Linked DNA regions of Homo sapiens: region 2 is linked to region 1. A link is a contact called in ENCODE Hi-C or POLR2A ChIA-PET data. All regions are on one chromosome and are shown on one strand. The core of a region is the stretch at or near the end of the contact, and the rest is flanking DNA. Distances in the headings are between cores, read along the strand shown. Region 1 holds the start of HARS2 (histidyl-tRNA synthetase 2, mitochondrial). Region 2 overlaps CYSTM1 (cysteine rich transmembrane module containing 1).

The links. A loop is a pair of places that touch in the nucleus more often than their neighbours do. ChIA-PET counts read pairs that join two places held with the same protein, here RNA polymerase II (POLR2A). Pooled maps may share reads with other maps.
Region 2: a map of thyroid gland shows a loop between it and region 1 (2.5-fold over the local background). The contact joins the enhancer-like site here to the promoter of HARS2 in region 1. A Hi-C loop is called at or near these places in 5 of 168 maps with a recorded cell type or tissue (IMR-90, chondrocyte, dorsolateral prefrontal cortex and 2 more) and 12 of 50 pooled maps. POLR2A ChIA-PET finds 5 or more read pairs at or near these places in 4 of 52 experiments (BJ, GM12878, IMR-90 and 1 more).

Annotation. Positions count from the first base shown.
Region 1 is chr5:140,686,614-140,693,124 of GRCh38, forward strand. It overlaps HARS2 (histidyl-tRNA synthetase 2, mitochondrial), which reads left to right and starts at 4,842. Exons shown (of 13, transcript NM_012208.4): 1 at 4,842-5,143. The coding sequence starts at 5,036. It overlaps HARS1 (histidyl-tRNA synthetase 1), which reads right to left and starts at 4,757. Exons shown (of 13, transcript NM_002109.6): 1 at 4,602-4,757; 2 at 4,242-4,331. The coding sequence starts at 4,691. RefSeq lists enhancers at 4,464-4,693, 4,854-4,943, 5,024-5,093 and promoters at 4,692-5,142, 4,692-4,813, 4,785-4,811, 4,876-5,192.
Region 2 is chr5:140,241,117-140,247,419 of GRCh38, forward strand. It overlaps CYSTM1 (cysteine rich transmembrane module containing 1), which reads left to right. Exons shown (of 3, transcript NM_032412.4): 3 at 2,189-2,673. The coding sequence ends at 2,295. It overlaps PFDN1 (prefoldin subunit 1), which reads right to left. Exons shown (of 4, transcript NM_002622.5): 4 at 3,919-4,941. The coding sequence ends at 4,858. Among named protein-coding and RNA genes, the nearest start is that of PFDN1, 59 kb to the right of the region's middle. RefSeq lists enhancers at 1-625, 626-1,462. Within about 2 kb of position 2,920, at least 16 of the 41 ENCODE cell types and tissues checked have a DNase peak (open chromatin) inside an H3K27ac peak, as active enhancers do; they include dorsolateral prefrontal cortex and thyroid gland, where a contact is called at or near this core.

The sequences.
Region 1 (6,511 bases), core at 3,592-6,091:
TTTTTTGAGATGTAGTTTCACTCGTTGCCTAGGCTGGAGTGCAATGACGCGATCTCGGCTCACCACAACCTCTGCTTCCCAGGTTCAAGCGATTCTTGTGCCTTAGCTTCCCTAGTAGCTGGCATTACAAGCATGCGCCACCACGCCCAGCTAATTTTTAGTAGAGATGGGGTTTCTCTATGTTGGTCAGGTTGGTCTCAAACTCCCGACCTCAGGTGATCCGCCCGCCTTGGTCTCCCAAAGTGCTGGGATTATAGGCTTGAGCCACCATGCCCTGACTAAGTTTTCTAAAATTCTAACTTTCACCTGAATACTTGAATTTTTTCACTGCCTACAAGTACTGTCAGATGTTTTCCTTGAGGTGACGAGGCTCACTTCGTTTATTGTTGTAAAAATGTCTGCCAAATATTTAAGTTTGAAAAACCATAATTTATCTTTCAGTTGTTAATTCAAATAAAACAAGATGTTCTATGAAAAAAGTAGCTAGATCAGCTTGCAACTTGAACAATGGCATAAGCATTTTCCCTACCTTGGCGTGCAGAAGTGCTTTATGTGTACTTCCCATTTTGTCATAGCAAATATTTAAAAATAGGGTCCTCAAGGGTCAAGATTCAATAAAATCAGTAAGTTTTTGGCCAGGCATGGTGGCTCAGCCTAGCACTTTGGGAGGCCAAGGTGGGCAGATTGCCTGAGCTCAAGAGTTCCAAACCAGCCTGGGCAACATGGTGAAACATGTTGTAGGTTTCTTGTATGTTTTTTGTATTTCTGTAAAAATACAAAAAATTAGCTGCATGTGGTGGTACCCGCCTGTAATCCCAGATACTCAGGAGGCTGAGGCACAATAATTGCTTGAACCCGGGAAGTGGAGGCTGCAGTGAGCCAAGATCGTGACACTGAACTCCAGCCTGGGCAACAGAGTGAGATTCTGTCTCCAAAGAAACCCCAAAACAAACAAAGTTTTACCATTTTATCAATGACATAGTTAAGTAAAACTGAATTTTTTAAATTAATTAATTAATTAATTTATTTATTTACTTACTGTGAGTGCATGGCAGTGAAGAACACACTGGCTATTAGTACAGTTTAGTGTCACTGTCTTAATGTATGCTAAGGCACCAGCAGTTCTACTCACCAGCGCTTTTGTGCCTTCAGTGCAAATGTTAACACAACGAAAAAGGCAGATAATGTCTTAGAATTATTATAGAAGGGCCAGGCGCAGTGGCTCACGCCTGTAATCCCAGCACTTTAGGAGGCCGAGGTGGGAGGATCACTTGAGGCCAGGAATTCAAGACCAGCGCAGCCAACACGGTGAAACCCCATCTGTACTAAAAATACAAAAAATTAGCTAGGTGCGGTGGCACATCCCTGTAGTCCCAGCTACTCGGAAGGCTGAGGCAGGACAATCGCTTGAACCCGGGAGGCGGAGGTTGCAGTGAGCTGAGATCACGCCACTGCACTCCAGCCTGGGCGACAGAGCAAGACTCCGTCTCAAACAAAACAAAACAAAACAAAACAAAACAAAACAAAACAAAAGAATTATTATAGAAATAGTTTTGACCATGAAGATCCCTTGAAAGAGTCTTGTCCCCACAATACTGAGTTTTCTATTGTTAATACTAAAATGGATATTAACTCTCTAGCATAATCTTAACACTATAGTATGGAAATTTTCAAAGACACAATATAGAGAATAGTATTACAGGTCACCATTTATCCATTACCCAGCTTCAACAACCATTAACATCTGCTATTCTTATTTCATTTAAGCCCTGACATGTTTTTCTTACATATTTTTAAATAAATCCCAGACGTCATATCATTTCATCCATAAATACTTCAGTATGAATCTCTAACTCATACGGACATTTAAAAAACCCCAAAGACTCTATCTTTATTATAACTAACAAAACTAACAGCAACTCCTTAATATTATCTAATGCTAAGCCATGGTCAGTTTTCCCCAGTTGCCTCAATAATATCTTTTTATGGTTGATTTATTTGAATCAGCTTCAGAATGAAGTCTATGCGTTGTAATCAGCTGATATGTCTATTTAATCTACAATAGTTTCCTTCCCTCCCCAACTTTTTTTTTTTATTTTAAAAAGGTCATTTATTAACTGAGGAAATTGGGCCATTTGTCCTAAAAAAAAATTTTCACATTCTAGATTTGGTGAACAATATGCTTGATGTGCCATCTAACATGTTCCTCCATCTCTAGTATTTCCTGTAAACTGATAGTTAGTCCAAAGATCTGATTAGATTCAAGTTCAATTTACTTGGCAAGAATACTTCCCAGGTGGTGCTGTGTACTTCTTCTTGCATCACATCAGCAGGAACATAATGTCTAGTTGTCCTACTTTTAGTGATGTTAAAACTGATCACTAGTGAGGACAGACTGATCCATCATAAATTCCACAGTAAGCTTTTCATCTAATAGTTTGAAAAATCATTGATGATCACCACTTTGGGATTTTACACTGTCTCTTTAACCTTCAAAAATTAGTTATATGTAGAAAGAAACAGCTCAATGAATTTAGGATCCCAAAGAATTAACCTTAACACAAGGAAAACAGACCATCTCCCCTCTCCTTTGGAATTCAATTTCAAATACATGTATTAAATAGAATCATCCCTCAGTATCCACAGGAGATTTGTTCTGGGCCCCATGTGAATACCAAAAATCCATGGATGCTCAAGCCCTTGACATAAAATTATATGCACATCCTCCTATATACTTTAAATAGTCTCTAGAGTGTTTATAATGCCTTAGACAATGTAAAGGCTATGTAAATAGTTGCTATACTATATTTTTTATTTGAAATTTTTATTGTTAGATTTCAAAAGGTTTTTATTTGTTTGTTTGTTTTTAGAGATAGGGACTCACTATGTTGCTCAGGCTGGTCTCAAGCTCCTGGGCTCAAATGATCCTCCCCTTGTGGCCTCCCAAAGTGCTGGGATTACAGGTGTAAGCCACCACACTCAGCCAGATTTTTTTTCTTAATCGTTTCTTTTCCCCTGAATGGTTTTGATCCACAGTTGGTTGAATCTGTGAATGTGGGACCTTGGGATATGGAGGGCTGACTATACCTATTTAGGCATCTAGTCTCAGTCTCAGGGTAAATAAACGACATAAATAACTACTTAAAGTTGGTGTAATAACAAATATGTATGAAGTGCCAAGAGCACCTAGATGAAGGGGTAAACAGTTCTGTTTATAGAACTTACAGAAAGTGGAACTGAACTGGAGGATGAGCTCAGAATCTCCAACCTCATTCCACTCTACTCTCCTTAACTTAGTTCTAGCCATGTAGATCATCCTCTAGTTCCTCAAAACTACCAAAGTTCTTTCCCACTTTAGGGTTTCCATACTCTACCTGGACCTATCTTTGTCACACTTGTCCTCTGGCTATCTCCTACTCATTCATTAGATCAGTTAGTATATCACTTCCTCAGTTAGCCTTTCTCAGACTCCCCAGTTCTCCCTTATTTTTCTCAGAGCAACCTTAATTTCTTTATATCATTTTTCACAATATGTAATTACATAACCACATGTGGTGGCCGGGTGCGGTGGCACACGTCTGTAATCCCAGCACTTTGGGAGACTGAGGCGGGCAGATCACTTGAGGTCAGAAGTTCAAGACCATCCTGGCCAATATGGTGAAACCCCGTCTCTACTAAAAATACAAAAATTAGCTGGGCATGGTGGTGGGCACCTGTAGTCCCAGCTACTCAGGAGGCTGAAGCAGGAGAATCGCTTGAACCCAGGAGGCAGCGGCTGCAGTGAGCCAAGATGTGCCACTGCACTCCAGCCTGTGCAACAGAGGATACTCTGTTTAAAAAAAAAACAAAAAAATCTGTGTGGGATTATTTGTTCTAAGTCTCTCTCCTTCAGTAGAATGTAAGCTCCATGAGGGTAGGCTATATTGTCCACCATGGTATATATTCAGTGCTTTGTATAGTGCTAGAGACATAGCGCTAAATACACATTTATTGAATGAACGAAGGAGTAGCAGCAGCAGGCTGACTCCCCTGATCACCCAGCTGGCCTAGTTTCTGCCATCACTTTGCCATCCCAGAATGACTCAGGTAGAGTCCAGTCCAGCCCAGCGCCCAGAGCGACTGTCCTCTCCTCTGCAGCATTTCAGATCCTCCTCAATGACCTGGTTTAGGGAGGCAGACATAAGCGCCCCGTGAGTAGAGTTAGAGACTTTCTCAGTGGCTCCCTACAGGAATGATATTACCTTGGGGGTTTTGAGCACAAATTTCTGTTTGCTTTCATCAGGACCCAGCTGTGCCTTCAGTTTCAGGAGTTTCGCCACCTCCTCCTCGATCTGTGGAGGGAAAGAAGGCGCTGAGCTATCCATCTGTCACTCTCCTCCCTCCCCCGCCATTCATTCAATATTCCTCCCTCATCACATCTCTCTGCTCAGGCCTAGCTTTGTTTCTCTCGGGACCCACCCCGGATGTCTCCCCACGCAGCCCACTCTCCTCCCTACAAGACTGGTCGCTTCCCTCACATCTCTACCCTATGTCCCGAACACCCTGGCTTTACGTCCTCCCAGGCTTTGCCTTGGCCCTCTCCCCTGCTGCCTAAATCTCACCAGCTCGGCGCTGGCCTTCTGCTGCTTGAGGCCTCGCACGCGCTCTCCCTGAAGTTTCACCAGCTCCTCCAGCGCCGCACGCTCTGCCATCCCGGCTGTCCACTTGAGCCGCCTGCTGTCTCGACCTGCGGTGGTTGCCCCAGCCTCAGCAAGGATGACTTCCGGCTATCGAGTCGCTGGGTCGCACGCCTAGAGAGCCTCCGCCGAGCACAAAAATTATTTCCGGCTCCTCCCGGAAGTGCCGAAGCTGGCTACTAAGGGAACTTGGGAGGATCCCACCTCAGCCTTCGTGACTAGTGAGGTGCGCAAACGCCCGAGTTTTCCCTGGTGCGCGGGTTCCGCCTTTGCAGTGCCCTCCACCCTTCCTGGTGTCTGACCCGCCTCCTTCCCAGGCCTTTTGTTCCTGTCCCGGAAAGCCGGCGTCCTGCCGCGCGATGCCCCTGCTCGGACTTCTTCCCAGGAGGGCCTGGGCTTCGCTGCTCAGCCAGCTCCTGCGACCGCCCTGCGCTTCGTGCACCGGGGCGGTCCGTTGCCAAAGCCAGGTGAGCGAGACAGAATTATCTCTGGTCTGTCCCAGCAGGGTCTCCAGATCTGAACGCATAGCCTCGCGGCCTGTATTCCAGTAGTGTTACAATCGGTTTTTATCGAGTGCCCACTATGTACTGACACTGAACTAAGCGATTTGGATGCCTGGTCATTTAATCCTTGGAGCAATCTTGAGAGGTTGGAGTTTTGATTTCCATTCTGCAGTTGAGGAAACGGAGGCTGCAAGATTAAATGAATGACTTATACACGGATATGTAGTAAGGGAGTATTTTAATTCATATCCACACTTTTTCCTGAAACTCTTGGACTCAAACAGTAACATTTTTAAGCGAAATATATGAATATTCCTAGTAAATGAGATGACTAAAGATCAGAAGTAGACTGAGTTCATCTTAGAATTTACCTCAAAATGAATCTCAGAAAAACATTTTCAGATGTCAGAGAGTTTTGGATTTTGGAATTGCAGATAAGGGATTGTGTACTTGAACTTGGACTTCTCTTAGGGCAGATAATCGCCATAGTATGGAACCACCACATCCTCTATTTTTGGAAGGGCATACAGCGTGCTGGTAATGTCACTGATTAAGTTTTGCCTTACTTCGGAAAGATTCTAATGCTCTCTTAGCAGATGCTTTGTGCTATCGTGAACAATAGGGCACAGATCTTTTATTGATATTCAATCACAGCATCTTATCAGTCTGAGTTTTTTAGCTCATTCAAGAAATCCATATCTTATCATTCCACAGGCTTGTTCTGTGTCCTTGAGCTGGTTCCCTTGTCTTCAAGTTACAGTTTTCCTCTCTCTAAACCTGATAACCAGTGCTACCTTATTAAAAATTATTATTTTTTTGTCCGGGCACAGTGGCTCATGCCTGTAATCCCATCACTTTGGGAGGCCAAGGGGGGTGGATCACCTGAGGTCAGGAGTTTGAGACCAGCCTGACCTGTATGGCGAAACCCCGTATCTACTAAAAATACAAAAATTAGCCGGGCGTGGTGGCATGTGCCTGTAATCCCAGCTACTCGGGAGGCAGAGACAGGAGAATCGCTTGAACCCGGGAGGCGGAGGTTGCAGGAGCTGAGATCGTGCCACTGCACTCCAGCCTGGGCGACAGAGTAAGACTCTATCTGAAAAAAAAAAAAAAATTATTTTTGCTCTTTCAGTAGGAACGGTGACCTGGAGAAGATCACCATAATCCCTACCCCTGAATGGTTGGTGTTGGTAGTGGTGGGTTGTTCAGTGCCTTCATTATTCTCAGATTCTTAAAGTATTTGAGAATATTAAAAATGCGGCTGAGCTCGGTGGCTCATGTCTGTAATCCCAGCACTTTGGGAGGCTGAAGCGGTTGGATCACGAGGTCAGG
Region 2 (6,303 bases), core at 1,670-4,169, 450 kb before region 1:
TCCCCACGTTTCCAAGTATGTTATGTGAAAGCCCTGGCAAGAACGAACCTGATTAAACTGGAGGAAAAAGGTGGAGCAAGCAAGACTAGGACGTTTTTGTTTCCCCAGTTAAGCTGCCTGAGGTTCAGGGGCTCTGACAGGTGAGAAAGGCATGGCCACCGCCTCAGCCCTGTCTCTGGAGGCTGGGGAGAAGGGGAAGCAGTGAGGAGACTGACTGATGTCCTGATGCCCATGCCCCACACGGCGGTCATGAAGACTGAGTGGCCCCATGTCCAGAAAGCCCTCAGCACAGGGCCTGGCACTTGTGAATACCTCAATAAATGGTAACTTAAGAGAGCCTGTGAGGCCCCTCCCACTGCAGCCAGCCTCCAGCTGAGTCTCTGGCCTGAAGCCCAGGGATGGCCTGCACATGAATCAAGCAGGCTATTTCCAGAGCTGGCAGGGGAGGGGCTTTCTGTCCCAGGGGCAGGCGAGCCAATCCTGTGACAGGGAGAGCACAGGGAAGGGGTTATTCAAGGGGATCTGCATGCCATTGTATTCTGGTTTCCCTGTCCAGAGCTGCCCATGCAGGATCCCGGGGTGGGCAGGCCATCCAGGCAGATGGAAGGGACACTCTGCCTGGGGCTTTCCTGCTGCAGTGACCCCAGGGCCTGGGGTGGCCAGGCTTCAGTGGGTAGGGTAGGCTCTGGCTGGATGTGAGAGATGACTTTGCTGTAGCCCCAGTCACCTCTGTTCTCTTTCTGATCCCTTTTCTATCCCAGTTGGGTATGAGCAAGCCTGGCTTGCCAGAGGCTTTAGAGCCATAAAGGCCTGGGTTCGGATTCTGCCCTTGCCTCTGCCTCGTCACATGTGCTTGAACGAGAGACTTGAGCTCTCTAAGCCTCGAATTCCTTGCCTGTGAAGTGGGAATGATGGTAGTATCTACCTCAGGGTTGCTGTGAAGACGAAATCAGGTACTTGACCTTAGGAGGCCTCAGAATAAATGAGCCATTCATCCTCTCCCTCTGAGCAGGCTTTCCTGGTGAAGGGCATCTAGACCCAGACCTGTGCTGCTGAGTGGAGCCAAATGCAAGTGGACTAGGATTAAACCTGTGCCATAGGAGAAGGAAAAGGAACATGTCCGTGCAGTAGAGGGCAGCTGATACAACGGGAGGACCTGGAAAATCTCCCTACTAACCCACTCAGCGTGCCCTGTAATAGCAATGACACCAGGCTCCAGAGAGAGGCGCTGCCGAGAGAGGTCTAAAAACAGATACAAAACACAAGAAAACTGAAAGAAAACCCCTAAAGGACTGGCTTAATTGATAACATTCATGCATTCATGAACTTTGGAAAAGTGAAATGCTTACTGCTTATGAGTTTGATGACAGTGGTTGTTTTGAGATTTTCAGTGGCCACAGATTGACTAGCAGCCATTTAAAATATGTCCTTATGGGAAGAGAAGCTAATGCCGCAAATCAGCTAACAAGTAGTGGGTAGTTGGGGTCCTTCTTGACCTATGGATTTGTTTAGCACTCAGATCTCTCGATAGAGCACTTGGCCATGACAGGGCTCAGGTTTCCAGCTCCATTTGGAGGAAAAGTGAGCATGCTAGGCTCAGGAAGACACCACACAGGCTCCAGCCGCCCCATCCCACTCAGCCAGGTTTTCATCCCTGCCTTCCTTCATCGTTTATGTCAAGGTATAGAGGTTGGGGGCACATTCTGAAATTGTGTATTGCCCAGGAATGAAAAACCAGGGCTCTTGATTATTCTTTAAGGGTTTAAAGCCCCCCTTTAAAAGGAGATTTTAATTCCCTTTCCTCTGTTATTCTTGGGTGATGGGTCAGCTGTATCCCAAGAAATGACCCCCAGTTCCCCTCCAGGGGGGAAGACATGCTACCTGGTTTACAAACCAAGTAGGGTTGGCCAACTCTGGTTGCCTTGGCATGGGGCCATTCTGCAAGTTCTCTAGTACTTGTCCCTGTGAGGGTGAGGGCGTCCTGAGTCTGGAGTGGCAGGAGGGAGAAAGCAGCTGAGCTGAGCCACCCTCCTTCCATTCAGCAGCAGCAATGGCAGGAACACGGTTTCACCAGTCTGCTCAATAGTTTTCCCCTGGTGTAGCCTTCCTGTGGTCCTGGGAGGCTAACTTTGCAGGGCCTGGGGTTTGCACCAGTCCATTCTCACCCTCTTCCCTCTTCTCCCTCCAGTGTATGTGGTAGAAGACCAAAGAAGAGATGAGCTAGGACCATCCACCTGCCTCACAGCCTGCTGGACGGCTCTCTGTTGCTGCTGTCTCTGGGACATGCTCACCTGACCAGACCAGCCCAGCCGTCCTGTCCTGCCAGCTCTGCTGCCACCTCTGACAGGTGTGCCTGCCCCCATCTCTTCTGATTGCTGTTAACAAATGACTAGCTTTGCACAGACACCTCTACCTTCAGCACTATGGGATTCTAGATTAATGGGGGTTGCTACTGTTTAATTCAGTGACTTGATCTTTTTAATGTCCAAAATCCATTTCTTATTGATCTTTAAAGATGTGCTAAATGACTTTTTTGGCCAAAGGCTTAGTTGTGAAAAATATAATTTTTAAATTATACATTCAAGGTAGTGGCCAAATGTAACACATCAATCATGGAATGATTTCTCTGCTAACAGCCGCCTGTATGTTTCAATAAATTTGTCCAAAGCTCAACTGTCTGTCTAAATGATTCCAGGCCTAAGCTAAGCTACCTGGAGTCTGTGCTTGTCTCCTGGACTGTTACCATGTCTAACTAACTACTCATCTGCTCACTGAGGCTTATAAAATGTGGGTATCTATCTCAGCTAGTGGCCACCATCCAATGTATGACCAGCAGCCAATCTACCTTTTTATTCTGGTGGTGATGCAAACAGTGAGGGTGCTACAAAGGCGGCCAGTTCTGAGGGCCAGGTGTTCTCCAGCTGGGTCATGGGCTCCCGGCCAAGCTACTCTCCCCGTAGTCCCACTCAGAGATAGGCTCAGGGAGGAGCATTTGCCACATCTTGCACCTGCCTTTACCCAGAGCCTAGGAAAGGGCCTTTTGGTAACCAGGGGCTGCCCCTGGAGTGGCTTCCAGGCCTGCTCCCTGGAAACCCAGGAACCTACAATTACATGGGGCCAGCCAAGAGGTTTTCCTTTTTTTTTTTTTTTTTTTTTTTTTTGAGATGATGGAGTTTCACTCTTGTTGCCCAGGCTGGAGGACAATGGCGTGATCTCGGCTCACCACAACCTCCCCCTCCTGGGTTCAAGCAATTCTCCTGCCTCAGCCTCCTGAGTAGCTGGGATTACAGGCATGTACCACCAGGCCGGGCTAATTTTGTATTTTTAGTAGAGACAGGGTTTCTCCATGTTGGTCAGTCTGGTTGCGAACTCCCAACCTCAGTTGATCTGCCCGCCTCGGCCTCCCAAAATGCTGGGATTACAGGCGTGAGCCACCGCTCCTGGCTGAAGTTTTCCCTTCTGGATGTCCCCTCACCCCTCACCCCAGCTCGTCAGCCGTGCCACTCATCTCATATTTGGCCACAGGGTGGCGCCAGGCTGCCATAGCAGCAAGTCCGATTTTCCTCCATCAGCTGGCCCGCCCAGCCCAGCCAGCCCGAGAAGCCGCAGCTGACAGCTAGCTCCCTGCCGACTCTGCCTTCCCTCCGAAGCAGTGGACGTGCTGATAAATGTTTACCGGTGCTCTCTTTAAAAAAAAAAAAAAAGCCATGTTTTGTTGCATGTCCTGTGTCTTATTTCTGATGTCCTGTGTCTTATTTCTGTGGTGTACGTGTTCTCACCATGCCATGGCTGATTTCAAGTTACCAATGTGATGTCACTGACTGGAGCTGGGAAGGGCAGCACAGGACCTGACATCATGTGGGATTTCTACCACCCAGACACAACAGAGCCAACCTCACAGATCACAGTCAGTGCACAGATAGAGCACAGATCGTGGTCAAATGTAGTAATTAGGGATGCATTTTGAATATTTATTGTCCTTGTTTTTAACATAATTTGCAAATTTACATAATTATAATGGCTGTGTTTGACAACTGGCTTGCAACAAAATTCTTGAAAATTGAATAATTGGCCCACCTGGGCTGGGATGAGCCAGCTGGATCACACCGTTGCCCCCTCAGCCTCTAGGAGGCCTCAGGATTATGGCGTCCATCTTATGATATTGGCCAAAAGGAGACAGTCTTGGAGGTGCTGCTTACTGTTGAACTTCCTTTTGGAATGTATGGGAGAAGGCAGGGAAAGGAATCTTTAGGCAGACTGCCATCCAGGGACTGCTATTCTGTTCACTGAGATTCAGCTGTGAACATCTGTTCTTTCTTCCTCTTCTGTCTACTGCATGCAGGCCCGGAAGCTGAGCGTTAGTCAAAGGTACAGGAAGGGAAAAGAGAAGAGGGCAAGGCCCATCCCCCAAGAAAGGAAGGGCTCTGATGCAGAGGGAGCAGGAGCTGAGGTGGAGACGGCCACTGCCTCTCTCACCCTCTGTTCCATCCCTCTGCTCAAGAAAACCAGGCTTAGCAGAGTGGGACAGACGCTTTTTATTGGTCTGGCTGGCGTGCCTAGTGGAAAGCTCAGGCAGAGCTTCCTATCTTGCCCTGGCTCCCATCTTCCCTCTCCTGGGAGTTCATCACACATCCCGAGAGGGAAGAGTGTCCTGGGCAGAGGTGGCAGGCAAAGCCGGGTAAAAACTCCAGGGCTGGGAAGCAAATGGGGCTCAGGGTGATGCAGAAAATGTGATGTTGCCAGGCCATCCAAATAAAGCATCCATCGGGGCAGAGGAGAAGCTGTTTCCCTGCAGACACTCCTCTGCCCCCACCAGGAATGGGAGGGGCAGGAGGAAGAGCTTCCCAGAGAGGCTCCCTACTGGGCCCTTCGTGCCATCAGCATCTCCCGGATGTTGTCCTCAGCTTCCTTAACGCTTCGCTCCAGGTAGGACTTTTTCTGCTGCAATATGAGAGACAGACAAAGGTTAGGACCAGAGTGAATGGGCCGGGCTGGAAGACACAGCTTTGATGTCCAATGGTTATGGCTTTTCCTTTGTGACAGGCAACTTTCAGGAGTATACTGCAAGCCAGGTACACACACCTGCCCACAGTGCTCCCCTCACCTCCGAACCATGGGTGATCACGGGCAGGCAGCAGGGAGAAGATGGCTTTGGTAGAAGCAAAAGTGCTCTGTGGAGGACAGGCAGTAGCACTCTTCCCCCAGAAGGAAGAAGACTCTAAAAAACAGGCGTCTCAGTACATGAAGTTATCCCAGACAGACAAAGGCCAGGAAATTCCAGGACAAAGCTCCTGTCCGTAACAGACTATCTCCTCTCAAGGTTTTCCATGGCCTGGGCCAGGCGTCTGTAGCCACTGCAGCTATAAAATGGATGGTGCACGCTCTGCCCTGTCCAGCAGGAATATGGGCTGCTGTGAGGGCTGTGGGGCTGTCTCGCATCGCACTGAGTGGGTGAGTCAGAAGGCAATCTGCTTTTCTAATGAGACTGCTGCCTGCCAGGAATCTGGGACACTAAAACACTGAGGAAAGCAGACCTTTTGGAGGCTTACCTTCTACTCCATCTGGGTCCTAAATTAAAAATCTCGGCTTAGACAAAGAACTTTCACTACTTTCAGGAGCCAAGATTTCAAAGATTAGTCAAAGGAAATGATGTCTGTACATTATTTGCCCTGTGCTCACCCCAGAAGTATGGTGGTTTTACCAGTGGTCCTTGCCCCGAGGACATAGTTGTGGCTGTATTCCCAGTTAACAGACATGAAATGAAGCCTCCGTTTTAGAGGAATACTATTCATGTCCTGAGGGAATACTCAAAATTATCACCTCCCAGGGCATATGTGACTGAGCCACACTGGAACCAGTAATACAGTCACCAGGCAGCCCAGGCCCTTCTCTCACCTCCACCCCCTTCACCCAAGCACCTGTTGATTCTGTTCCACCCATTAAAGTGCCCACAGGACTCAGGGAAGCAGGGAGAGTTTAGGGCAGAGGACAAGTGAGCTCTCTGTCCAATTAATTAGTTGTTTGTATGTTTTATTTATTTTTGAGACAAGGTCTCAGCTCAGAGTGCAATGGTGCAATCACGGTTCACTGTAGCCTCTACCTCCCACCTCAGCCCAAGTAGCTGGGACTCTAGGTGCACTGGGACTATAGATGTGTACCACCATGCCCGGCTAATTTTTTTTTTTTTTTTGTAGAAATGAGAAACTTCAATTTTTTATTTTTTGTATTGCCCAGGCTGATCTCAAACTCCTGGACCCAAGCGATCCTCCCTCCTCGGTCTCCCAAAGTGCTGGCATTACAGGC